Linked DNA regions of Homo sapiens: region 1 is linked to region 2. A link is a loop called in an ENCODE intact Hi-C map of the cell type or tissue named here. Cell type or tissue: mammary epithelial cell. All regions are shown on one strand. Links, peaks and the distances in the headings refer to the core of each region. The heading gives the core; the rest is flanking DNA.

Region 1 (12,552 bases), core at 2,321-10,320, 210 kb after region 2:
CAGAAATATATATATATAATTTTAAAATATTGACAAATGCTATAAAGGACAAGTACAGATGTTTTAATAGCATATGTCATGGAGATGTGACCTAGATGGAGGAGCAAACAAGGCACATCCTTCCCAAGAGGGACAACTTGAACTGAGAGCTGATGCGTGGATGGGAGTTACCTGGGCCAAGAGGCTGGGTAGGGGCCATCCCGACATGGAAATGGAAGAAACATGTTGGATGCCACTTGGGGCCTGCCTCATTATGTGCTAGAGGGTTTATCAGAAAACTTTTCCAAACTCTTGGTGGAGAAAAACATCATCATTTTCTCTGTTGACAAGAAAGAATTTGGAAACATGAAAAGCAAAAATCCTAAGTCAGATTCCAACGAAAGTGCTTGCTGAAGTCAAATTTTACCATTTTTTATCTTGCCAAGTCTTCTTCCTGTACAACACCTCTGATTCACTTTAACTTACACCTTGGGGAAGTCACTCAACTTCCTTGAGTCTCAGTTTTCTCATCCATAAAACATGAGGCTTGGGTTATATATATGATTTCTAAGGTCTCTCTCCTATTCAGCATTTTATGTTTCTAGAAATACACCTGAGTTAGTGGGGAGGGGAGGAGAGACCATGAATCCCACGATGCACACTTGTGGATATATTTAAAAAGCAAAAATCAATGTGGATTCATAGTACAAGGAAATGTTATAGGAATTGCAGCTTTGGAAATACAGGTTGGATGGAGCCAAAAATAGCTAATGCATCCACAGTTAATGCAGGGAAACTGCGATGAAGCGTTTCCTTGGCAATTGACTTACTTAAAGGTAAAGTAACTCAGTTTGATCAAAGACTGGTTTCTCTGCTTCTCCTCCTCTCTATGGGTTCTTTGATTATAACTCAGTGCAAAGGGAAAAAAAAATGGTTGATAGATCAATTTCACTAAAAAAACAAAGGTCATCCAAAGATATCAGGAAAGGGACAATCTGGTTGGATCCAAACAAGCAAATACTCTGATGGGAGAGGCATGCTCAGCTCTGTGTGCCCTCAAGTGTTGTGCACATGCCTTAGGATCACTTCCACCCTAAATCTCTTCCTATGGATCCCTCAAGCTCTTAAATCATCAACACCAGAATTTACAGGAATCTGACATCTGTCAATCTGAACGTAAAGCCTTAGATTTCACACCAGAGTCAGCTCCTTCTAGAGAAGGAAAAAGGACAATAGCTGCTATTTCTTAGCATGCATAATCAATGCAGCAGGGGTTGCTAAGCAACAGCAGAAAGGCTGTCAAACATCCCTGGGTGTCTCCAATGGAAGAGGAGCAAGCCCGGCAGTCACTCCATAGAGGTGAGAAGCTGTGCAATCCCTGGCAGCTGCATTCAGTTGGTTTCATTCCTTTAAAAAATCCCTTCATTGTGGTCAGGGCTGAACTATAGACATTTTCTTCCCAGGCTCCTTTGGATAGTCTTTGAATACACTTTCAATAGGCCTAAAGCCCTAAAAATGAGCAGGTCAGGCTGGCGAGTGACAGCTCTGTGAAAGGTCCATGGGTTATTCTGATCCAATTCAGCCTGGAGCCTGTGGAAGGTCCAGCTAGTCCCTTACGTGGCTGCAGCCTCTGAATCCCAGAGAGTTGAAATAAACATCCTCTCTGAAGCTTGAAATTACTCTAGCAAACATAAGCAAAACCTCTCATTTAAAAAAAAAAAATTCACATGTAAGGTCACTGACATGAGACTTCTTAAGTTTGTGACCATGAAGTTAGAATGAATTTTTAGTCTGCAGGCACTTTGTCCTCCTTATTTGAGATGACAGATGATAGTTTCATTTGAATTTCAACAAGAATGAAACTAGCAAAGAGAAGAGTTGGGATTTAACAAAGAATTAAATCTTGTTTTTCCTTTTTTTTAAGCAGTGTTGATTAAAGAAGCACTCATCATAGGTCATTACTTTGCAAATACTTACTTGGCAAAGCCAGGATGTATGTGAAGACTAGGCCCTAGGTCTGGTTCAGAGGTGGAACTAGGAATGTGATTGGGATATAAACTAGAGAGGGGCCTCACTGACAGTGATAATGGGACATATGCCCAAACAGAAGCATGCCGTGGGCAGGAAACTGGAATGGCATAAGATGTCTTTTAATGCCAACCCAGCTACTAGGCTAAACATCACTGTCACCAGCTGACTCTTCACTGTTAGTTGTCCAAGCCCTGAAGTCCTATTTGAGCATATGTTTGGAAGGAAATATAACACATAAGCTGAGGGTGCCCTGGATTCAGCTACGCAACACACTCTCCTTAAAGGTATTGCAAGAAGTACAGAGAAGTAGGCACAGGGCAAGAAGTGGTACTAAGATGAAAGGCCATACCCACTGAGAAATCTGTTGGCTCTATCTCTATATCTGCCTGAGGTTTCTTAGCTATTTCTACACTCTCATCTAGGATTCCCTAGTCTCCCAGGATTTCTTTACATTCAAAGAGTCCATCTTGTGACACCTGCAGAGTCTGAAGGTCTGACTTAGCTTCCTGGGTGGCAGTACAAAATATGCACCCAGAACACAAATCCAGAGTCTTAAGATTCCTTGTCTATAATACATGGCTAGCCTAGGATTAGATGTTCCCAAAGATTCTTCCAGCTCTAACATGTGATCAAACTATGAATTTACAAAAATAGAGCTACCTTTTGGTCTCATTTAACCAAAAGGGGGAAAAAAAAGATACAGTAAGAAGAAAACAGAGACTGCAGATTTAACACTGCCAAATGTTCTGAACATTTTGTGCTAAACAATGACAAACAAAACTTTTTGAGTAAGTAAAAGAGGAAGTAATAGCAAAAGCAAGAATTAAACATCTCCATAATGACTACAAGATTCTCACTTTGCCACCTTCTACCCCATTCACCCTCACATCTCTCTAGGATCTCCTTCCTCTCCTCTCTCCTCTCTCTCTCTCCCCCTCCATTTGTCCATCTTGGGGAGATGATGTTTATTTGAAAAATGTTTACATTTATCATTCCTAGGAAGGCCTGTTCTTTATTCACCCCAAAGTGCAGAGTTTAGGAGTCTTCTCTGAGAGTTTAGGAGTATCATGCCACCTTGGTTAGTTTCTTTTGGTGACAAAGCAAATGTACAGATTTTCTATTTGGATAAACTTTAATAAAAACCATTTAGTCTGCTGGATGACTCCAAGAATAATTTTATTTCTCAGTTGTGCCCATTATGTATGTACTGAAACATTTTAATGTTAAGTATAACAGTAATGGAATAGACTCCTGATTTTCTAAAATGAAAAGTTGTCCTGGTTATGACTAGTAAATAAATGCCATTTGTAAAAATGTTTCCTGTTTGGCAGAAATAAAACAGCAAAAAACTCAATAATCTTATATTATGTCAAGAACTTACATTTTATTACATTAGCCATGTCCATATTCATTTGGAGCTTAATTCATTTTATAAATATATGCCCCTTTTAAGTGTTTTAAATATATATTACCCATTATTTTGGTGAGTTAAAAATTTTTTGAAAAATATATGTAAAATACCTGAAGCCTTTTGTGCTATTTTTGTTAATTCTTGTGTTTTAGAGAGCTCAGTGGAAATTGTATCCCCTTCAATCATAATGATTATCTAATTGAAGACCAGGACTCCTTTTTGAGTTTATGAGGACGTGACTATGATGGAGGACTTTCAGTCTTCATTTTAGTAAAACCACTATGTCTCCTTGGGTGGTGAATTCCACAGGAGATGCCATCCAGCCCTGGATGAAATCATGCCTGTGCTATATAAAACCCTGGAGATTTGTACGCATCTGGGAGGGTCAGGGTAGAGAATTGAGTGGCACAGAGGCTGAGAGGGGAAGTGAAGTCCACAATCCTTCCTTCCAGAACCATAAACCTGACACAAGCTTCAGCTGAGCTTGGAACAAGCACCTAACAATTTGAGGAGACACATGTGAGTCTTCAGGAAGGACTCAGCTGGTCGAATTCTGTTTGGCCCCACTGACTTCCATCCAAAATTCAGTTAGCATGGACTTGGAAGAGTAGCTCAGAGCTCTTCACAGCCTGCAGACTTGTCAGTGGCCACTGAGAAGAACCTCTGACAGTTGGATGTGCCCCAAATGTCCTTTCCACTGTCCATTTAGTTTAAAGGAATTTGAATACATCCATCATAGCAGGAACAATTTACTCCTGCATTGGCCACCAAAATATAATAAAATAGAGTTAAATTTCCACACGTAAGTGTGATCATGGTTAATGAGACATTCTGGAATGTTCTCTTACCTTCACTGCCACCAAGATCTTGTCCTGCTCAGGACAGAGGTTATAGCATTCAGCTAGGAACACTTTTCCAAAGGCTCCTTCGCCTAGCTCCCTTTTCAGAACAATGTTATGTCGCTTGATGTGCTGAACAACTGCAAAACAAAGACAGAATGGAAATTGGAATTGAAGCATGTGGAGGTGAAGGCAGCGGGTGAAGAGTTGGTGGCCTGTACCTGAGCTTCCAGGCCCAAGAGTCTCTCCTCTGTGCACAGTGAACCGAAGAAGCTGGGTGTCCATCTTCACAGTCCACCCCAAATGGCTGGGCGGAGGTTTCATCACCTTTTTCTCCAGAACTCAGTTATTGTTTCTGATAAAACTAAAGTAGATACCTAGTTGCTGACTGCAAAATATCCTTGATAAACTTTATAGAGTAAAAAAGGGGAGAAATGAGAAATTCACATTAATGGCAGGCTTCTTATAAGCCAGATGCTTTGCATATATTTGTTAGCAGTGTGTCCAGCAGGGCAAAGCAGAGAGATAGCTAGCAATCCTGAATTATTGGTTAAGCCATCTCAGATTCCTAAGGGAGACAGAGTCAGAGGATACAAAAGGAAAATGCAAGATCTTTGCATTGTTAATTAAGGTTTTGGCCTCACCTCAGTTTTAGCCTTCTAGTGGGGTGGGCTAAAACATGGTTGGGCCTCACTGACTTCCTTTGTTTGGATCAGAAACATCTAGACGTCTGCATTAAGGACTAGCTTCCTTAGCCGTGTTTTAAAATCATGGCTCAGTCTTGGCTCTCCAAGGCCAAGAAGAGACAAAAGCAGATGAATCCCAGGACAAGAGAATGTTCCTCCCTACAGTCTGGAGCAGCGACGGCTCAAGTCATTCATCCATACACCCTCTTGGTGCACAAGGCAGGAGGCAGTTAAGGGTCCTCAGAAGCTCATTGGCTGCAAGGTGGAAACCAGAGAGGGAGCACACCAAAGGACAGAGGTCATGGAGGACAGGCCCACAAGGAGACCCTGCAGAGGACAGAAGTACATGTGAGCTGTGCCTCCTCACTCAGCACGTTAAATGTTGAGTCCCTTAGCACGGGAGTTCCGCTGGGTCTTGGCTGGTATTATTTTCTGAACTCCTTGTTGCTGAATGGTAGTGCATTAAAAAGAGATTGTGATGCCCTCTAGAGCTTGGAATGTGTGGCCAACTATATTCTCTCATTTCAGTCTCACAATCCCATGACATAATCCTCTCTGCATTTTACAAGTAGGAAAACAGTCTGCAGGAATTTCCAAGATTTACAGTCTGGGAATGGAATTGGGATTTGAACCCGAGTCTGTCTGATTCCAGAGTTCATGTGTTTTCTTCTACTTCACAAAGTCTCTTTTCAATTGTAAACTGTACTAAACATGAGCAGAGACTTAATTTATAAGAGAAATAGAGAAAAAAGTAAAAACAATTGCCAGGCTTCCTCTCTGCTTAGTTCATCCTTCAAAGCCCCGTTCAAATTCTTACTCTCTCATAGAGCTTTCCAGGACCACTTTGACCACCAAAGACCTCTTCCTGTGAACTCACATTCTGTCATAGCTTGTTCGTATTCTGATGTATCCCACAATTATATCACATCTGTAAGCTCCCAAGGTTAAGACCGAGCCCTAAATATCTCCTGATGCCTCGTGCAACTCAAAGTAGAGATTTAGTACTGCGGTGTAACTTGATAACATTTTTTAAAATGTTTTTTTAATTGATTGTGAACTGCATTATACGAAAATATAAACCATATATCTGCAGTTTAATTTAAACTGCAGTAAATAATAATAATAAAATGGATACCTATGAACCCACCATCCCATTTAAGAAATAGAATATCACCAGTAACTTTGAAGCACCAGTGTGTTCTTTCCTGATTGTACCTACATTCCTACTTATCTCCCAGAGCTTGTTCAGCTTCACCTGTTTCTGAACCTACATTAAATGGAGTTATACAGTACGAATTCTTGCAGATCTTGAATCTCTCTCTCAACGGTGTCCTTGAGATTGGGCTGTATTGTGTGTGTAGTATGAATTATTTCCCTTATACCACTGTATAATATTCTGTGGAAGGACTGTACCACCATGTATTTATCCATTCTATGTTGATGGACAGCCTGCTTGGTTTCTTTTTGGACACAACTTTATAGAAAATGCAAGTGGTAATTAAGATTTTGATTTAATGGGATTTTTCTTTCCCCCCGATAATTCATGTGGTTCAGAGCTATGAATGCTTTTGTGAGCCTCTGGGAACTCAGGGTGATAAAAATCAAAAGGTCTTTTTATGAGCAACAATATTGATGAATATAAGAACGTATATTAATTTCTCATGCTCCAGTGACAACGACTGAATTTAAGAGGAGAGAAATGTGTTCATTAGGGAGAGTGCCCATATAAAGACACAAATGTAATTCTTGCAGATAATTAGCTGCCCTATTTAAATCTAATATTTAACTCCCTGGTTGTCACATGTTCATTGGGAATTAAATTCCCACTTGATTTACTTCTCACTCTAACCAGAGCAAGGCAAGTATTTAACGTTGGTTTTTTTTGTTTTTTTTTTTTTTGCATTTTATTACATACCTTCTTTCTTTTCGCAGTCCAAGCAGGAGAAAAATTTGGTGGAAAATAAGTTTTTAAGGCCAAAGCCACAATTTCATTATTTCCAAAACTAAAATTGATTAAAGCAGTTTTTCCACGTTGACCTTGAAAGCAGGAGAGCTGCATCTTTTCTTTAGGAAATGGGCTACTATATTTGCATTTATCTGCTTTGTTATGTTTTGGGGCACCGATAATCTGAGCAGTGTCCTTTTGCCAATGTATTCTCTCTAAATGGAATAAATTTCTCTCTCTCTCTCTCTCTCTCTTTTTTTTTTTGAGACAGAGTCTCGCTCTGTCGCCCAGGCTGGAGTGCAGTGGAACAATCTCGGCTCACTGCAACCTCCGCCTCCCAGGTTCAAGCAATTCTTCTGCCTCAGCCTCCTGAGTAGCTGAGACTACAGGTGTGTGCCACCACACCTGGCTAATGTTTTTGTATTTTTAGTAGAGATGGGGTTTCACCATATTGGCCAGGCTGATCTTAAACTCCTGACCTCGTGATCCACCCACCTTGGCCTCCCAAAGTGCTGGGATTACAGGTGTGAGCCACCGTGCCTGGCCAAATTTCTCTTTTTTAAGACTGAGCTACTTAGGGGCACAGGAATTTTGTATTTGTATTCCTGACAGGGCCTCACAGTGCTGTGCATACAATTGGTGATTTATAAATATCTGTGAAAAAATATGTTTAATAATGATAACCACAGACAAGTACTACTTGACTATGTTATTTGAGTTAATTGAGGTCAACTCTTCTAAGCCTGTAGGTGATAAAATAGCTCTATTCTCTGGGATGGCAGCAGTGGGAAGAACATCTAATCTGAAGCTTTCCTGTCATTGAGCTAAGAACGTCTTCCCATTCTCCTTTAAGAAGGCATCAAAACTCATCCCAACTTGCCCATTTTCCATTTCCCTACAACACCACAGGAAGTCTCTAGTTATCCAGACACTATCCTCCCAATGTGGATCGCTTATGCCCCTTCAGCTCCCCTGGACACCCCTCCACGGTGTACTCTGAGCTCACTGCCTGTGACTCCACAAGCTCCTTATTTCCTCAACTCTCCTTAAACATCCCTTTACCTCCCTGATTTAAATAAAACCTCGGCAATGCACCAAGGATGCCCAAGCCTCTCAATTGGACGCCATCTCTATCCCTCATCCCCTGGTACTTCAGGGCTTACACACCTGATTTCTGATCCTTTACTCCCTCTCCCTCGTGCTAGAGCCCCAGCTGTCTTGAAGCTTCTATCTTAGGGAGCCATTACCCTGCACCACCTCTGCTGACATCTCGGTTGCTCCTCTCACCCACTGAGCTCTGGGCCCACATTTTCCCTCTCCACCCTACCAGTGCCTTCCTTCTCAGGGGCCGAGCTCAGAAAGGCTCAGTAACCTGCCTAAGCTGTAACAACACTGGGCTGCCATTTCTCCTCCAGCTTTCAGCAGTGGAGCTAAGAGGCCAGACATCCAAAGGTTTAGTTTGGCTGATTGTGTGACATTAGGCTAACTTTTCCTGAGAGTAAGACTTTTGTAATGAAGGAAGCAATGCCCTGATTCACATTCTGGACAAACTCCTATCTCATTGTGGTCTAAGACTTTGAATATCAGTATCTTGAAGGGCTCTGTGGACATTTTTGATTCACTTTACACAAAATATCCTGAGTGAAGCATGCCTAAGGATTCCATGATAAATAAGCTATCACATAAGCATGCAAAATTCTCACATGCTTCCTTTCTCTGTGATCAGCCAATCTGCTGCTCTTAACTTTGGAGACTTGAGCAAATCACCTTAAACCCAACATAAGCAACTGTAATAAGAAATAAATAAGAGGCTGGGTGTGGTGGCTCACACCTGTAATCCCAGCACTTTGGGAGGCCGAGGTGGGCTGATCACTTGAGGTCAGGAGTTTGAGACCAGCCTGGCCAACGTGGTGAAACCCTGTCTCTATTAAAACTACAAAAATTAAACGGACATGGTGGCATGCACCTGTAATCCCAGCTACCCGGGAGACTGAGGCAGGAGAATTGTTTGAATCCGGGAGGCAGAGGTTGCAGTGAGCAGGGATCGTGCCACTGCACTCCAGCCTGGGCAACAGAATGAGACTCTCTCAAATTTAAAAAAAAAAAAAGGAACCAAACTCTACCATGAATGACTTCCTAGATTTGAAGGAAAACTCAAAACAATCACTTAATTTAAAAAAAAGAGTTTTATAGAAAAATTTCTGTGTAAAATTCACCCTGCCAAAGGAAAAGGAGGAATCAAATAAGAGCTATAGGAAATACACCACCAAACTCGTGTGATCTGCACCCTGTCTGGGCAACCCTGTCACTGATGGAATTTTTCAGAATGGAAATGTGGTGCCCTTGGTCATTTGTCCCATGAGTGCCAGAAGTGAACTGACTTCCAGCTCTGTGTTCGTATCACATTAGAGTCCTGAAAAATGCATTGTGTCGCAATGTGTCTTCAGCAGCTGACATAGATGCTTGTAGTTTCAGATTGCTTAAATCAAATTCTGGTATAGATTCCTCCCAGAAGTACATATTCCATATATACACACAGGCAATAGATAAAGTATTACTCTATGTCTATACCCATTGCTATGAAATCTAAAACTAATAAAAAATAAATATAACTTTATTCATTTAAGGTCTCAGGAAATGTGCCTTTCCCATTTCCTCAATAATGGGGTTTCATAGATACTCTTGGCCCAGTGGACTTATTCCACTAAACATATGGACTTTCAACAGAGACATTTATTCAGTATCTAATATATGACAAGGATAAAGCAACCTGCAGTTAAAAAGAGAGAGATCTTAAAGTTTTCAGGAGAAAGATTAAAACTAATATACTCTAAAAGATAATGGCCTGTACTGGGAGTTCCCGAAATTCTCTCTCTCGGTTTCCCTGTGGTCCTAAATGCAGAGCCTGCCTTTAGCAGTTCCATCTCCCAGGACTGAATACTGTGATAGGAAAAGAACTTAAAGATCATCGAGACTGGCTCCCTCGGGTTTGACAGATCAGTGAGAGGCTTGGCACAGTGACATGACTTTCCCGGGGCCACACAGCTAGAAGGTGACCCAGCTAGGATTCAGGTTCCCTCCCTCTCAGAAAAGCAACCCTTGGACTCTGAAATAGAGGACACTGATTCATACTGAAGACAGAGAGGGTTTCCTGACATTAAAGTGAAAACAGGTATTTCATTTAGTTGATATCTTTTCTACTAGAAATACTTGAAACACTCATGTTTATCATCTGAAATGAGCCGCACATCTCCTAATAAACAATTTCATTAGAAAACTACTGATAAATATAAAATATGAATGTTAAAAGCAGAATGTAAATGTTAAATACTTCAAAAAATGCTTGAACTTGATATAAAATAAAATTAACAAAAATGATTTTCCAAATATCTTCATGTATTAGCAGCATATTGAATCAGGTAAAATCATCCACCTTATAAAAACAAATTTGTGTGAAAGATAGAAACTATGTTTTAAAGTTTCACCTACATTTTTATTAAGATACAAGTTGGTACTAAATTAAAAAATAAATGCAATTAAGACCACAGACATAAAACACACCAGAACAAGAAAAGGCTAAATATTCATAAATAATATTAAGGATGAAATAGAGCACGTAACAAGACTGAGCCATTCTGAAGCACTTCTCAGCAAAAATTCCCAATGTGCATTATCATCAATTAATTTCATATCCCTCTGAATGAGGTCAATAGCCACACTTATTTTACAGATGACACCTCAGTTAATTGACTTACTTGTGGCCATAGAGCAATCCACTTACTTATCCTTTTCCAAGTACTGTTTCCAGTGAAATCAGGAAATAGGGAGGCAACAGGGTGCCTAACCTGTGCTGATTGTTATTATGGGCCAGAGAATGTGCTGAGATTTACAGGACTTACCAATTGTCATAGCAATCTGGAAGGGTATTCTTACCTCCATTTTCAAACTAAGGAAACAAAGAGGAGGAGTGGATTAGCTAAATAACTCATGTGAGATTGTATAATTAGTAAGAGGCAGGGTTTGAATTCTTTCCACTACAACATACCTTGCCTTGGCCTTCTTACAAAAAACAAGCAAAAGAGAAAGCATATGAGTTCAGCTGTGCCTATCTAGGAAATCAGAGGTCTATTTCTAACAATTTAGTTCAATAAACTTTTACTATGCACCTACTAAAAGTGCCTCAGCATTTTCTAGGGCCTAGAAAAAGAGAAGAGTACAATAATCCCTGTCTTCAAGGACCTTATAACCTAAAGGGCAGAAAAACCCATGTACTTATATCTTTCATGCCATTTACTTACATCTTTGCTCCATTCACAAAAGATTTTAGGTACTATAAATGACACAAAGAAAAACAAAAACTGTAATAATAACTGAAGTCAAGAGAAATAAAATAGGAAGTTAAGACAAGGTGTTAAGTAGAAATGCAAGCATGAAGATTCTTGGGTCCTCAGTGGTTATTAAACTTAAGTCATAATTTGATCCTAAGCTTGCTGGCAGGAGAAGCCAAAAAGAAAACACAATAATTTACAAAATTTTGGCTACTCATAAATAAAAACACAGCGATCCCTTCTTCATGAAGTAAGATTCTTCATGACAGTTTGTTTTCAAAGGAATGTTTCAAATCGATTTTACAAAAGGGATGCCGATAGGCACAATGATCAATGTCCTCAAAAATGTCTCCAGAGTAAGAAGTGAGTTTCCTAAAAATAGTACTCATAACAGAGATCAATAAGAAATGAACACATGACACAAAAGCTATCTTCACCCAAGGCATTGCATAAGGAGTCCACAGTTCTTATCATAAGGACATTAAAATAAACACCTATGGGCATACTCAAGAATGCTTTGGGCATGGAGTTGACAAATAGGTGTAATTTCCCCAATCCACTGCTGAGCCTGGAATACATGAGACAACCAAAACTATTTTATTAACAAATAATAACACGAACATGTAAAAATAGATGAGTAATTGAATAAGAGAAAAAAATGGTGAGAAAGAGAACACTTAAGAGGGGAGAAGAGAAAGAACCAGGATGAGGTGAAAGAAAAGTCCAGAGTGGATTTAGGAAAGAGTGATTTATCTTGGTTTTTCCAAAAGAGGAACAGCAGGCAACATGCCATAAAAAAAGAAAGAAACTGGGCCGGGTGCGGTGGCTCATGCCTGTAATCCCAGCACTTTGGGAGGCCGAGGAGGGCAGATCACCTGAGGTCAGGAGTTCAAGACCAGCCTGACCAACATGGAGAAACCCAGTCTCTATTAAAAATTCAAAATTAGCAGGGCATGGTGGCACATGCCTGTAATCCCAGCTACTTGGGAGTCTGAGGCAGGAGAATCGCTTGAACCCGGGAGGGAGAGGTTGCATTGAGCTGAGATCACGCCATTGCACTCCATCCTGGGCAACAAGAGTGAAACTCCATCTCAAAAAGAAGGAAAGAAAAAGAAAGAAAGAAAGAAAGAAAGAAAGAAAGAAAGAAAGAAAGAAAGAAAGAAAGAAAGAAAGGAAGGAAGGAAGGAAGGAAGGAAGGAAGGAAGGAAGGAAGGAAGGAAGGAAGGAAGGAAGGAAAGGAAGGAAGGAAGGAAGGAAGGGAAAGAAAGAGACTGGATTATGGAGGGCTTTGAATATCTCACTAAGTAGTTCAGACAAGTTCTGGCACTAGTAA
Region 2 (12,552 bases), core at 2,945-10,944:
TGTTCTAAAATCACAAATGACACCGTACCCTTTTCCTGTGAATGCTTCTTCCCTGGTTAATTGACATTTCTATCCAAAATGCTTTTCTGAAATTTGAAGGGGGAACCTGAGGGGCAGGATATGATCCCCTGAATTAAAAATTTTTATTTGGAGTTGAAGGCAAATTCAGAGCTAGAATTCACTGGCTCAGGCATGGAAGTACTTCAAGAGCCTGCAGCCTCTGTTAATGGACTCTGCAGTCATCACTTTTAAGACCTCTCATCCAGCTACTCATAAAAGAGCAGGGAAGACCTGCCCTTTGTGCAGCTCTCCGTACTTCAGCTTTCAGATCCCCTCAAGGGCCCCCGAGGCACTAGGATGGCTGCCTTCTGGCCTCTGAAGCTGTTGGGTTATCCCAATGTTATCTCTGGAGTTGGGAGCAGGTATATCTCATACATTCACACAGGCAGATGCATGGAAAAGTGCATTTGTGAGTGATTTTATTGTTTTGACCAAGTGCACTTAAGAAAACAAAATACTCAATTCAAATAGACTCCAGAGTTCTCCATCCAAATGTCTCAAACGTCTAGGGTGGCCATTTATCTTAGTACTCAAGCCCCCACCCCACCTTCTATGTGCTACTCCTTTCAATATTCCAGGAGATTTCTTGGTCTCCTGGTAAGTCTGCATAGCATCTAGCTTGATAACATGGCTTTAGGTTTTATCATGTAGGCTTCCTTCAGCCTACATTGCAACCACTCCAAAACCTTTCTTCCCTCAGAGGGCTACTAACACTTTTGCAGAAAGTTTGAAATAAAAGGAGCTATTGCATAGCTCTGTACAGATACAAATTTCACCATGGATATTAGACATCACTTTCTGGAGATTCCATGAGCCATCACTCACCAGAGGTAACTTATCAGTGGCCATATTGTCCCCATCTTGTCACAATCTTTTGGGGCCTCATCCTCTCTGGATAGCTTCTTTTCCTCTCTGCTTTCTGTCTTTAAAACATAAATTCTTCATATGTCAGTCAAGCTCTTAACTTCCTAGTTCACATTAGTTTACAGATACCTCTGCTAGCCGAAAACTCATTGAGTTGTTCAGAAAAGCAAAGAATATTCTACACCTTCCAGCTATCCATATTTTGTTGGCACAAAACAGGGGGCATGTTAAAATAATAATAAACCACCAATACAGCATGGCCCTGACCAATCAGAGTGCTGGCCATAAACCTCCACGTGGCAGACCATTGAAAATCAACTATGGGGCAAAAAGCATGAGCAAAGATTATGAAATTGTGGTTTCCCTAGGCAGGAGATTCTATGATACTTCAGCAGGCTCTGCAAGCAAAAGAAGAGTTGAAAGCTGTACCTTCTCACTGACCAAGGAAAGTCTCCTGTTTTCTTTTCTCCTCCCAATTATACTGATAATATTGTTATGGTTGATTAGTCCGTGGAATACCTAGAAGTGGAAAGTGAGCATTCATTAGGTGCCTACTGTAGGCTGAGTGCCAAACGTTATTATTTAAATCTCATACACCAATGCCTGGAGACGGGTAACATAATCCACATTTAATGAAAGGAGAATGGAAGGCTGAAATACCCCAAGATGCTAAGTAACTTGCCCAGGGTAACTCTCCTGATAAGAGATGGGGTTGGGATTTGATCCAATGTCTGGCTGAGTTCTCAGTCTGTGCTTTTCTCTTGCTTTTTGGATAGGCAGAGATCGTAATCCCAGCAGCTGAAGAACTTAAGAAGCTAATGGCTCCTGATAGGGTCTGCCCCTGCCTTCCTTTTTCCAAACACACACTGAACTCCTTACAGAAAAAGTTTACTCTCCTGTTTATAAAAGCCCTTAGGTTCTCCAAAGCTTCGCAGCTGTGTGAAGCACATTATGCTCTCCTCCCCAAATCTTGCTATGGAACAGGCACTTCATATAGGCTTGCACTTCATCTACAAACACTCATTGCATTTTATCCCAAGCACCCATCAGTACAATTCATTAATATACCCCCATTGTTGTGACTATTCCAGGTGAAAATTATAATAAAGAAAATGGGGCAGGGCACGGTGGCTCACGCCTATAATCCCAGCACTTTGGGAGGCCGAGGAGGGCAGATCATGAGGTCAGGAGTTCGAGACCAGCCTGACCAACATGGTGAAACCCTGTCCCTACTAAAAATACAATAATTAGCCGGGCATGGTGGTGGGTGCCTGTAATCCCAGCTACTCAGGAGGCTAAGGGAGGAGAATCTCTTGAACCTGGGAGGCAGATGTTGCAGTGAGCCGAGATCGCTCCACTGCACTCCAGTCAAGGGTGACAGAACAAGACTTTGTCTCAAAAAATAAATAAATAAATAAATAAAAATAAAAATAAAATGATCTAGAATATATAAATGGAATAATTTCCCCACTCAAGTAGAAGTTGATCTATTTTTCTCCTGCTCTCCCAAGTTTCCTACACTTGGGAGACTTGTAGGAAAGTCAAGTCAAAATCCATCCTTGGGAGGGTTACAAGGCCAGTGGGTTGTCCGCCCATTTGAAATAATGATGAGGTTACTAGTGGCCATGTTGTGGAGGTGGAGATCACAGACAAATCTGAATGCTATGGGTTTCTCCTTGTTCCCAGGCACTTCCAATGACACTTGCATCCATTGCCTGATGCAGACCTGCTGGCTCACACCAACAGAGAAACAAGAAACCTTGGTCTTTTTGCTTAGCATCTTAGAGATACCAAGTTTCTCAAGAACTTCTTCACTGGGGAAAAAGCAGAAATGATTCTCTGACAGATCAGACCAGAATTAGCCGTTTAATAAAGAGATTCTGGATTTCATCAATTGACATTCATGAAAGGTATCTTTCCCTTGCCAAGGAGTTTCAAAAGAGTCAACAGAAATCCCAGGACACTGATGGGACAAAATCATGGCAGATGCCACCCTGCTCTGCCACCTGGATGAGTGCATCTGCTTCCTAGCTTCTCTCCTGGCCCTCACTGTGTGTGGGTGGGTGGGTAGGGGAAGAGGGGTGTGAGCAGCTTAGGGAGTTAAGACCACCCTCAGGCATTTTTTTTCTTTTCTTTCTTTTCTTTTTTTTTTTTTTTTTGAGTGTGCAGGGTTTGAGCAAACCAGGCCTGCTGAATTAACCTTCTCCTGCCCACCCTCTCACTTCCCTTGAGTCTATTCTTTATATGGCCAGAGAGACCCTCTTTAAAGTTGAAGTCAGACCACATCACTCCTCTGTTCAGAACCATCTACTATCTTCCCTCAGTAAATTCATCTCCACAACTCTACATGATCTGGGCCCCTATCATGCCTTTGTTTATGTCATCTCTGCTCCAGCCACACTGACCTCTTCCCTGGTCCTCAAAAGCACAGACACACTCCCGTTTCAAGGCATTGGCCCCTGCTATTCTCTGTCCCTAGATGCTCTTTCCCATATATACACACGGCTTCCTTCCCTAGCGGCCTTATCTAACATCCTTCCAGAACATTGCATAACTTATCTCTGCCTACTTATTCCTCCTTATCACTTATCTTCAACTATCATAGGCTGTAACTTAATTTATTGTTCATCTTTGGTGTCTTACCTAGACTATAAACTCCATAAGTGTTTTATCTGTTTGTTCCCTGTTGTATACCTAATGCCTACACCCAGTGCCTGGCACACTCAGTAATGTTTATTGAATGAATACATTAAATGAGTCAAAGGTGGCTGCATTCATCTTTATCCTCAGTAGGTAGGAAACTAGCAGCAGCAGCAGCAGCAATAAAGCTTTAGTTTTTTGTCGTTTTCCCATTGTCAAAGAGTTTTCACATCCATTAACCATCTGAGCTCATCTCCCTGTGAGATGGTTATAACACATGTTGATTCCCACTTGTACACCAACGTGGAGTGTGGGAGAAGGCAAGTGGAAGAAAAGGCAGGAAGATGCAGACCAAATAATGTTGGATCCAATGTCAGAACATTTTGAGTCTCTCACAAACTTCCACTCGATGGGGCTTACCATGAGTCACTTTATCATTATGGATCCAGTTTCTTCTTGTCTATAAAATAACAAGGTTGAACTTGTATTGGGTAGTTTTAAGTCTTCTGCTTTCTGGAAGCTGTTGTAAAGTTCCAGCTTTATGACCTCCAATGTGTTTCTCTCAACTCATACTGAATGCCTCTCTTTCTGAGAAGTGGTATCTTGACTCTATCCCTTTCTTCAGTCCCTGTGATTGTAGCTAGACCTGTCCGTGGGTTCACCTTAAGGTTTCTACGGCAATCCCTGTAGTTCCAAATATGAAGGTCATTAAATTCCTTTTAAATCTATCCCTTCATTCTGTCTGGGAGTCATCTGTGCTCTCTAACATGCAACAATTTTTTAATATCACAGAGAAATGCTTATGTTATCTCTGCTCCAGCCACACTGACCTTTTTACACATTACTAAGTGTAAAAAGCAGAATCTAAAATAAATAAATAAAATAAAACAGTATGGTTTCAATTACACAAAACATGTATAACAAAAAGACTGGAAAAAAAGATGCAAAAGGTAAATTGTGGCTTCCTTTGCATAGGTAGCTTACAGTTTTTCTCACCTGTTTGTTCATTTAGGTATTTTTCCAATATTCTCAAATAAATGTATTTTGCTTATTAACATTATTTCCTTCATTAAAAAATTTAAGACAGATAAAAAAAGAAAAAACATAAAACATAAGAGAAATAATTTAGAGCAACTATTTTTATTTTCTAAGAAAATATTTTTGAGATTCTGAACATAGCCTACCTCAAATTTTTTTTTTTTTTTTTTTTGAGATGGAGTTTCACTCTTGTTGTCCAGGCTAGAGTACAATGGTGCAATCTCAGCTCACCCCAACCTCTGCCTCCTGGGTTCAAGCGATTCTCCTACCTCAGCCTCCCATGTAGCTGAGATTACAGGCATGTGCCACCATGCCCAGCTGTTTTTTTGTATTTTTATTAGGGATGGGGTTTCACCATGTTGGTCAGGCTGGTCTCGAACTCACGACCTCAGGTGATTGCCATCTTCTCTTGCTCTTCTGATGCTCTTTTTGAGTGATGGAAAGAGCTGTGTGAATTCTCAGGGTGAGCTCTTTGTGTACAGGTTTGGTGTAGGTAAACATTCCGGTGAGCAAAGGGAGTTTTTACCAAGCCCTGGGCCAGCACAAGACCACCTGCGCTATGCTAAATGAAGTTTCTACATGCCAGGCAGGCACCCTGGGAGGAAATTTCAAAGCCAAAGGCATTTGGAGTTATGGAATGGCCAGTCACAAGACTTAGAGAATGAGATTGAAATGCTTATGAATCACCATCAGAGGTCCACTTTCCTATTTGCAAGGTGTCCGGAGCCTGGGGAGAATGTTTCTTTATTCTGAAAATTGGCTTTGAACTTTAGGCCTGCTTATTGAACTGTAGGCCCACTTATGGAAACCCTCCAGGCCATTTAAGAGCCCCCCAGGGGATGAGAGCTCCAGTGTTTGCAGGTTGAGCTCTGTACAATTTGAGACCACCATTCTGAGAGCAGTAGTTCAAGACAATGGTCTTTCTTTAACTCATTTTTTTCTATTGTTCATAGCAGATAACTCAGTTGTCAACAGTGTGTTAATCAAATCGTTTTAGAGTGAACATTTTATTTTATTTTATTTTTGAGACAGTCTTGCTCTGTTGCCCAGGCTGAAGTGCAGTGGCATGATCTCAGCTCACTGCAACCTCTGCCTCCCAGGTTCAAATGAGAGGCTCATGCCTTAGCCTCCCGAGTAGCTGGGATTACAGGCACCTGCCACCAGGCTAATTTTTTTGTATTTTTAGTAGAGATGGGGTTTCACCACGTTGGCCAAACTGGTCTCAAACTCCTGGCCTCGGAGTGATCCACCAGCCTCGGCCTCCCAAAGTGCTCGGATTACAGGTGTGAGCCACTGTGTCCGGCATAGAATGAACACTTTAAAAACAGACACATTGTGTGGCATGTCCCTTAATGTATATTCTGGTGCACATGAAAGCCTACAAACAAAGCTATGCCTTCAGTCCCATTCCTTCCTTTGCTCTAGAAATGCAACATGCTGGGGTGGCTTAAAAGGAAGGTCTTGCTGTGCTTTATTGATCACCTTGGTCTTTCCTGCTAGTAGGCAGCTGGTGATCCTGGAAACACATCTTACATTTATGGAAAACAGGAGGACTGAGAAGGGCCTTTGGAAACTGCAGGAATGAGGCACTCTGAGAGCTCCATGTATCCAAAATACTGCTCTCGTAGGTGGGAATTAGGTTGAAAATTTGGAGGAAAGAGACTGGGAATGAACAAAATGACTCCTTCTCGGCAGGGACCACGTCACTCCTTCTTGGGAAGCTGGAGACTCACTCCCAACCTTTCCTCAGCCCCAGCCTGCTCCAGCACAGGTGGTCTTGTGATGGCCAAGGGCTTGGTAAGAACTACCTTTGCTCAACTGAATGCTTATTTACACCAAACCTGTACACAAAGAGCTCACCCTGAGAACTCACATAGCTCTTGCCATCACTCAAAAAGGCATCAGAAAGAAGGCAAGCCTGAGTGTGTCGGTCCATGCGCAATGGAGACTTCAGAAAAACAGCCACTTTGGAGACCACATGGCCGGCCAAATGCAGGGAATTCAGAGACCAAATGTGCTGTTGCTTTTCCCAAACAGGAACTGGCCATGCAACTTCATGCCTGTGGTTTCTGTCAAGTCCTTTCTTCCGAAGATTGTATTTTCTTGGTGCTTTTCGTTGGAGAGAGCTGGACTTGAGACATGGTTGATTGTTAATCAACACCACAGTCCATGTCACTATTTACTTAAAATGAGACTTTCATCCTTTACATACTGAGCAGCCACATGAAATGAAACACCCTTGTGCAGACAAGGCTCAGGGATTTGTGTAACTTGGGCTGTCTGCATCTCTTTTTCCTGATGAAGCGGCCTCACTTCTGGTTTTCTGCCTATAGCTGAGTTTGGGAAAAGCACACGCCAGCTTTCCCCTGAAAGAATAGGCGGCTGAAACTCCTCATTGCTTTGCTTTCTTTCTCTCCCTTTGCTGAGTTGTTCCTTATTCCATGGCAGAGGAAGAACCAGTTTGGGTGGAAATAAACTTAAAATGCAGTCTTTGACTCTATCCCTTACATTTGCAATTTCATTCCCCCTGAATTTTCTGGATGTGCCACACTCCGTATTGTGCAATGCTATCTTTGATGTTTGCTGATTTTCGTGTGCAGACAGTCTTAAACATGTCGTGGTTGTATTCGTTAAGGTCACCAACCAGCTTTTTGTTTGGACCCAGAATGAGTTCCCTTCCCATTGAAACAATGTTGTGCTTGGAAGCTGGATTACAAGACAAGTTCACCAAGGCCTGATGTCCCCTGTGATGGTGACAGTTTTGAACACAGTAGTGGAGAGAGAATGGGTATCAATATTCTGAGTTCCAACTTGCTATGGCAGGAATGTGAGGTTTTGCAAACAGATGGAAATGCCTCTATCAGGATGTGAGAGAAAGATGTGTTTGGGCTGGAGGAGGGATGAAATAATTGGGAAGCTGAGGGGTGGGGCTGACAGACATTTGATCCAAGTTATTTCCCTCCATTTTTTCTTTACCTTAGCTGAATGCTGAAGAGAGGTAAATGTGAAATGGATTGAGTCACCTATGCTCTTCCAGACAGACAGATGGCAGTATAGGTCACTTTTTCCTCCACCAATTTGTTTTTCTCCCTATGGCTCTCTATTACCTTCATAGGCCAATGCTTCCAACAAGAAAGTTTGCATCTCTGCAGTTAGTTTTACACAGTATGGCTTTCAAGGGAAGTGTTACGAAGTGAGTGTTCCTCCCAGATGATGCCAATTCTCATCATCAAGATGGCTGCAGCCTGCAACAATCTCCAGTGGGGTCAGCCACTTTGGAGGACAGGTGGGACACTAGCAAGGTAGAGATGTCATTGGTCAGCAGGGAAACCATACATAAAATAATTTCTTCTTTCAATGAGCATTCTTTCCCCCACTTGCCCCGCTGCTGGCTTCCTGGAGTGGCAGTCAAAGCCTTGGCACCAGCTCACTGGGCCCTGGAACTGCGCATTGCTCAAGACTTTGGAATGGCTTGGCATCCTGTCAACATGCACATCTGGGTGTGCAGCTGGATTCAGAAATTTCCAGTGGACTCTGGCACTTGGCACAGTTTTAGCCCTTTTCACATTGACTCGGGCTTGGGAGGGGTCACAGTATATCTTTTCTCAGTGAGTGCTTTTCAATCCATCAACAACTGTACCCAAGGAGGGAGAAGGAGCCTCTACTCACTCAGGCATAGAAAGTGAGGTCATGATTAAGTTCAATGAATAAGCACAGCACAGAAAATCCAGATGTCTGTCAGCCATGGGATGACATCTTCTATCCACGAGCTACAGAAACTGAGAGAAGAGTGTTTGCAAGTCCCTCTGGTTGCAGAAGCAAGGTGAGCAGATGAAGCCATTCCTACCCTCTCCTCCTGTCTTCCAACTTCCTTAGTGTGTCTGACTCCTGAGCAATAGCAACAAGCATTTGTTTAATATTTATTAGATGCCAGGAACTGTGTATACACCAGCTCATTTAACCTTTACAACAATCCTATGATGTATTACTTACTCAATTTTTAAGCAAAGGAAACCTAGCTCAGATATTTTAATTACCTTGGCCATGGAGACACAGCTAGGAAGTGGCCAAGTAAAATTCAGGGTCAGTTCTATCTTACTTCAAAGTGCACAGACTTCATGGATATGTCATGCCACTTCCCAAACCTGTTTAGCTCTATTTTCCAAGGGTTTTGATAGGAGTTAAAGCAGTAGCCATAGCATCTAAGTGCCTGGATTATCTAGGATACAGTGTGACTGCATTAGGATCCAAGAGTAGCTTACACAAATTAAAAGTTTATTTTTTCTGAATCTGAGCCAAAACAGTTCAAGACTAACGTAGCAGCTCCACATTGTTAAGTAGGCACTACAGTTCTCTTCTCATCCATGTGGTCCAATGTTGCTCTTTATGACATCTGTTTCCAGTGGGAGAGACAAAGAAAAACAGGGCAAGACAGGGCACACCCCTAAAATGGCAGACACAACTTCCACTCACATCCAATTGACCAACACTTAGTCATAGGGCCACGCATAGCAATAAGGGTAGCTTGAAAATTAGCCTTTACTCTGAACATTCATGTGAATGTCTGAAGTCTAGTACCAAAGAAGCATAGAAGGCAAGAATGGATATTGGGACACAACTCTTGGTCTTTGCCACATGCCTTGATGGCCAATTTGACTTTCAGAATGTAAAGAAGTGTTATACTTCAAGTCCAAAGGCAGCTGGGACATCCTGGAGAGAACTGATGAAGGATAATAGGAGCCTGAGGTATACCAACTCATACTCCTAGAGAGAGAGAGAGAGACAGATTGGGGGAGAGAAAGGAGGGAGGAAGAAGACTTGTAAAGGCCTTGGTGATTTATATCTCATTCACTTCTGCTCACAGGCCATTAACTATTGGATAGAATGGTCACAGGGCCCCACACCTGACTGCAGTGGAAGGAGGCTGGGAAATACAGGGAGCTCATGGACTTGAAGTGAGCATCTACTGTCTCTGCCATGGAAATTTCACGTACAAAAGAGAATTTCCAAATTCTCTTGGAAAATCAAATGTAGCAAACTTAGCCCAACTTTCTACTGGGCAAGATACACTGGAGCTTCTCAGCTGTCCACTGTAGTCAGAGGACTCAGTTTCCAGTGTGCCTCACTTACCTTTTAACACCCCACTTTTGGGGCCTGACAACTTGAGAATATAGTTTACAGTGATTTCAGGAGCCTTTTCCTAAGTCGTTCTTGACAAGCCAGGGTATTCCCTTTTACAACCAAAGTTACAACTAGTGCACTTTTCCCTAAAAGCATTGCCTTCCATTTCTCTCAATGACTGTTTATATTTCCCCCTTGTGAGAATGGCCTTAACATATCCCTGTAAGGTTAATATTTTATACTCAACTATTGTGGGGGCTATCTGGTGTGGGCTTTATAAAGAAATATAAAAAACATTTTCATTTTGCACATTTTAATCAAAGCTTCATGAATGATTGTGTCTTCTCTTTTAATTCTATTTATAGAAGGTGGATGGAATTTATAATCTAAAAGTTTCATTTGAAGTCTTGGTCCTATGACTTAACTATCTGACCATGGATACATCTCTTAACCTCTTGTTGCACTTATAAAATACTCAGTACAAAGGTTGACATGAGTAAGTGAGATAAAGTTTATGAAGGGATTCAACACTAATTCAGTTTCCAGTTTGGCTGTCTTTCAAGTTTTGTTGCTTTACATTTTTTCTAAATTTTTAATGATTCAGTATCCTCTATTTTTATTTTACTTTATTTTGTTTTACTTAAGAAAAAGAAGTCAGCTGGTTGCGGTGGCTCACGCCTGTAATCTCAGCACTTTGGGAGGCTGAGGCGAGTAGATCACCTGAGGTCAGGGGTTCGAGACCAGCCTGGCCAACATGGTGAAACCCTGTCTCTACTAAAAATACAAAAATTAGCTGGGCTTGATGGTGCACACCTGTAATCCCTGTTACTTGGGAGGCTGACGCAGGAGAATCTCTTGAACATGGAAGGTGGAGGTTGCAGTGAACTGTGATCACGCCACTGCACTCCAGCCTGGGCGACACGAGTGCAAGAGGGAAACTCCATCCCTGCCCCAACTCCTGCAAAAAAAAGAGAAAAAGAAGCCAAGAACTCAAATAGAGTTCTAGACATGTAGAAGGAACAGGAATAATCTTCCTCCTATACAGTCAAAGAAACTCAAGAACAAGTAGACTTACAGAAAGTCAAAGTGCCAAGGCAGATTAAAAGTTGAAAGATTATGGCAAAATTGAATGGAAAACCAAATACAGTGTTTCCTGCTTATTTGTGGATTCCATTTTTGCTAATTCACCTACTCACCAAAAATTAACTTATAGCTCCAAAATGGATATTCCTGGTGCTGTTTTTTTTTTTTTTCTTTTTTTTTTGAGATGGAGTTTCGCTCTTGTTGCCCATGCTGGAGTGCAATGGCACACGATCTCAGCTCACTGCAACCTCCGTCTCCTGGATTCAAGCGATTCTCCTGCCTCAGCCTCTCTATTGGCTGGGGTTACAGGCACCCGCCACCATGCCCAGCTAATTTTTGTGTTTTTAGTAGAGACGGGCTTTCACCACATTGGCCAGGCTGGTCTCGATTTCCTGACCTCAGGTCATCTGCCTGCCTCAGCCTCCCAAAGTGCTGGGATTACAGGCATGAGCCACCATGCCTGGCGGGTGATTTTATAGTTATTTGAAGACATGCAGAGTGGCAAAAAATTTGAGTCACCCCAATGCACATGTTCCTAGCTGAGGTCAAACAAAATGACACACTGCCTTCTTGTTTCAGTTCTCATGCTGTAAACAAGTGTTCTTTTTGTAGTTTGTCACATATTTTATGCTTTTTATTGGTGCTTTCATAGTTTAAACTGGTCCTCAAACATAGTATTGCAGTGTTTTCCAGTGTTCCTAAGTGCAAGTAGAATATGATATGCCTTATAGAGAAAGTATGTGTACGATATGAGCTTCATTCAGACATGAGTTATATTACTGTTGGCTGTGAGTTAAATGTTAATGAATCACACACACACACACACACACACACAATAAGGTGTTTAAATAGAAACATAAAACAAGCTTATGTGTACTTCAGTTGATGAAAATGTTGTGACTACAGGCTTGCAAGAACTTAACTCTTCCTCCTAGAAACAATAGTTCAGTATTAGCTAATTTTGTGTTTGAGGCAACTTTACAGAACATAATTACCACGAATAATGAGAATCAACTGTACATTGCTAAGTGCAGAACATTTACCTAATTCAAAAGTTTTAACAACATTGCTTTCGTTTCAAGCTCCCTTCAAGTATAGTGAAACAAACAGTGAAAAGTTTTGTATCTTCATGGGCACCCTTGACATGCCACGGAACAACAGCCAACTTTGGAAATATGTAGTCTAGCTACAGGTCATTTTTGGTTCCATAAATCCAAAATTCAGGATTTAGGTTTTAAATTCAGAACTGAATGCATTTCATTTGTTTCGGCCTCATAGTCAAAATGAGGTAGAAATTGAGTAATTGGTGGGTTTGGTTAATGGGACAAGAAATTATGGAACACTCAGATTCCTTATCTCCTCTTGAAATGGTTATGTTTCAAGACCTGTTGAAATTGATCTTTTTGCCTTTTTTTCTGTTTTTTTTTTTTTGCTTTTCTTTCTTCTTTCACTTTTCTACTCAATTATCACCACCTTTTTCTCTCTTACTCCCTTTCTATTTTCTTCTTTCCCTTCTACCCTCTCCCCCATTGCCCCTTTCATTTCTCTTCTCCTGTACCCACAGCACAAAGCAAAACAGAGACTTGCCAATTACTCATTTAGTTTTATGAATACAGACAGCTAGCACATCAAACCCACTGTGAGAACTCTCAAAACTCATGGACCAAAGACAGTTTAGAAGAAGTTGTGTTTTGAGACAACTCTTAAAGCTTCAATTTGTTTTTCTCATAGCTCAAGGCAAGTGAA

The links. A loop is a pair of places that touch in the nucleus more often than their neighbours do. Peaks named below come from ENCODE experiments on the same cell type or tissue, not always from the same donor. Only the 100,000 strongest peaks of a DNase experiment are listed, where the experiment ranks them.
Region 1: it touches region 2 in a loop (13-fold over the local background); 4 of 110 quality-filtered maps call a loop at or near these places.

Annotation. Positions count from the first base shown.
Region 1 is chr9:84,926,010-84,938,561 of GRCh38, reverse strand. It overlaps NTRK2 (neurotrophic receptor tyrosine kinase 2), which reads right to left. Exons shown (of 19, transcript NM_006180.6): 15 at 4,270-4,400. Among named protein-coding and RNA genes, the nearest start is that of NTRK2, 260 kb to the right of the region's middle. In mammary epithelial cell, for the core only: a CTCF peak has its summit at 5,450; no DNase peak of the experiment used is centred there.
Region 2 is chr9:85,138,318-85,150,869 of GRCh38, reverse strand. LOC107987088 (a long non-coding RNA gene) reads left to right here and starts at 8,235. Exons shown (of 4, transcript XR_001746809.1): 1 at 8,235-8,425. In mammary epithelial cell, for the core only: a CTCF peak has its summit at 7,645; no DNase peak of the experiment used is centred there.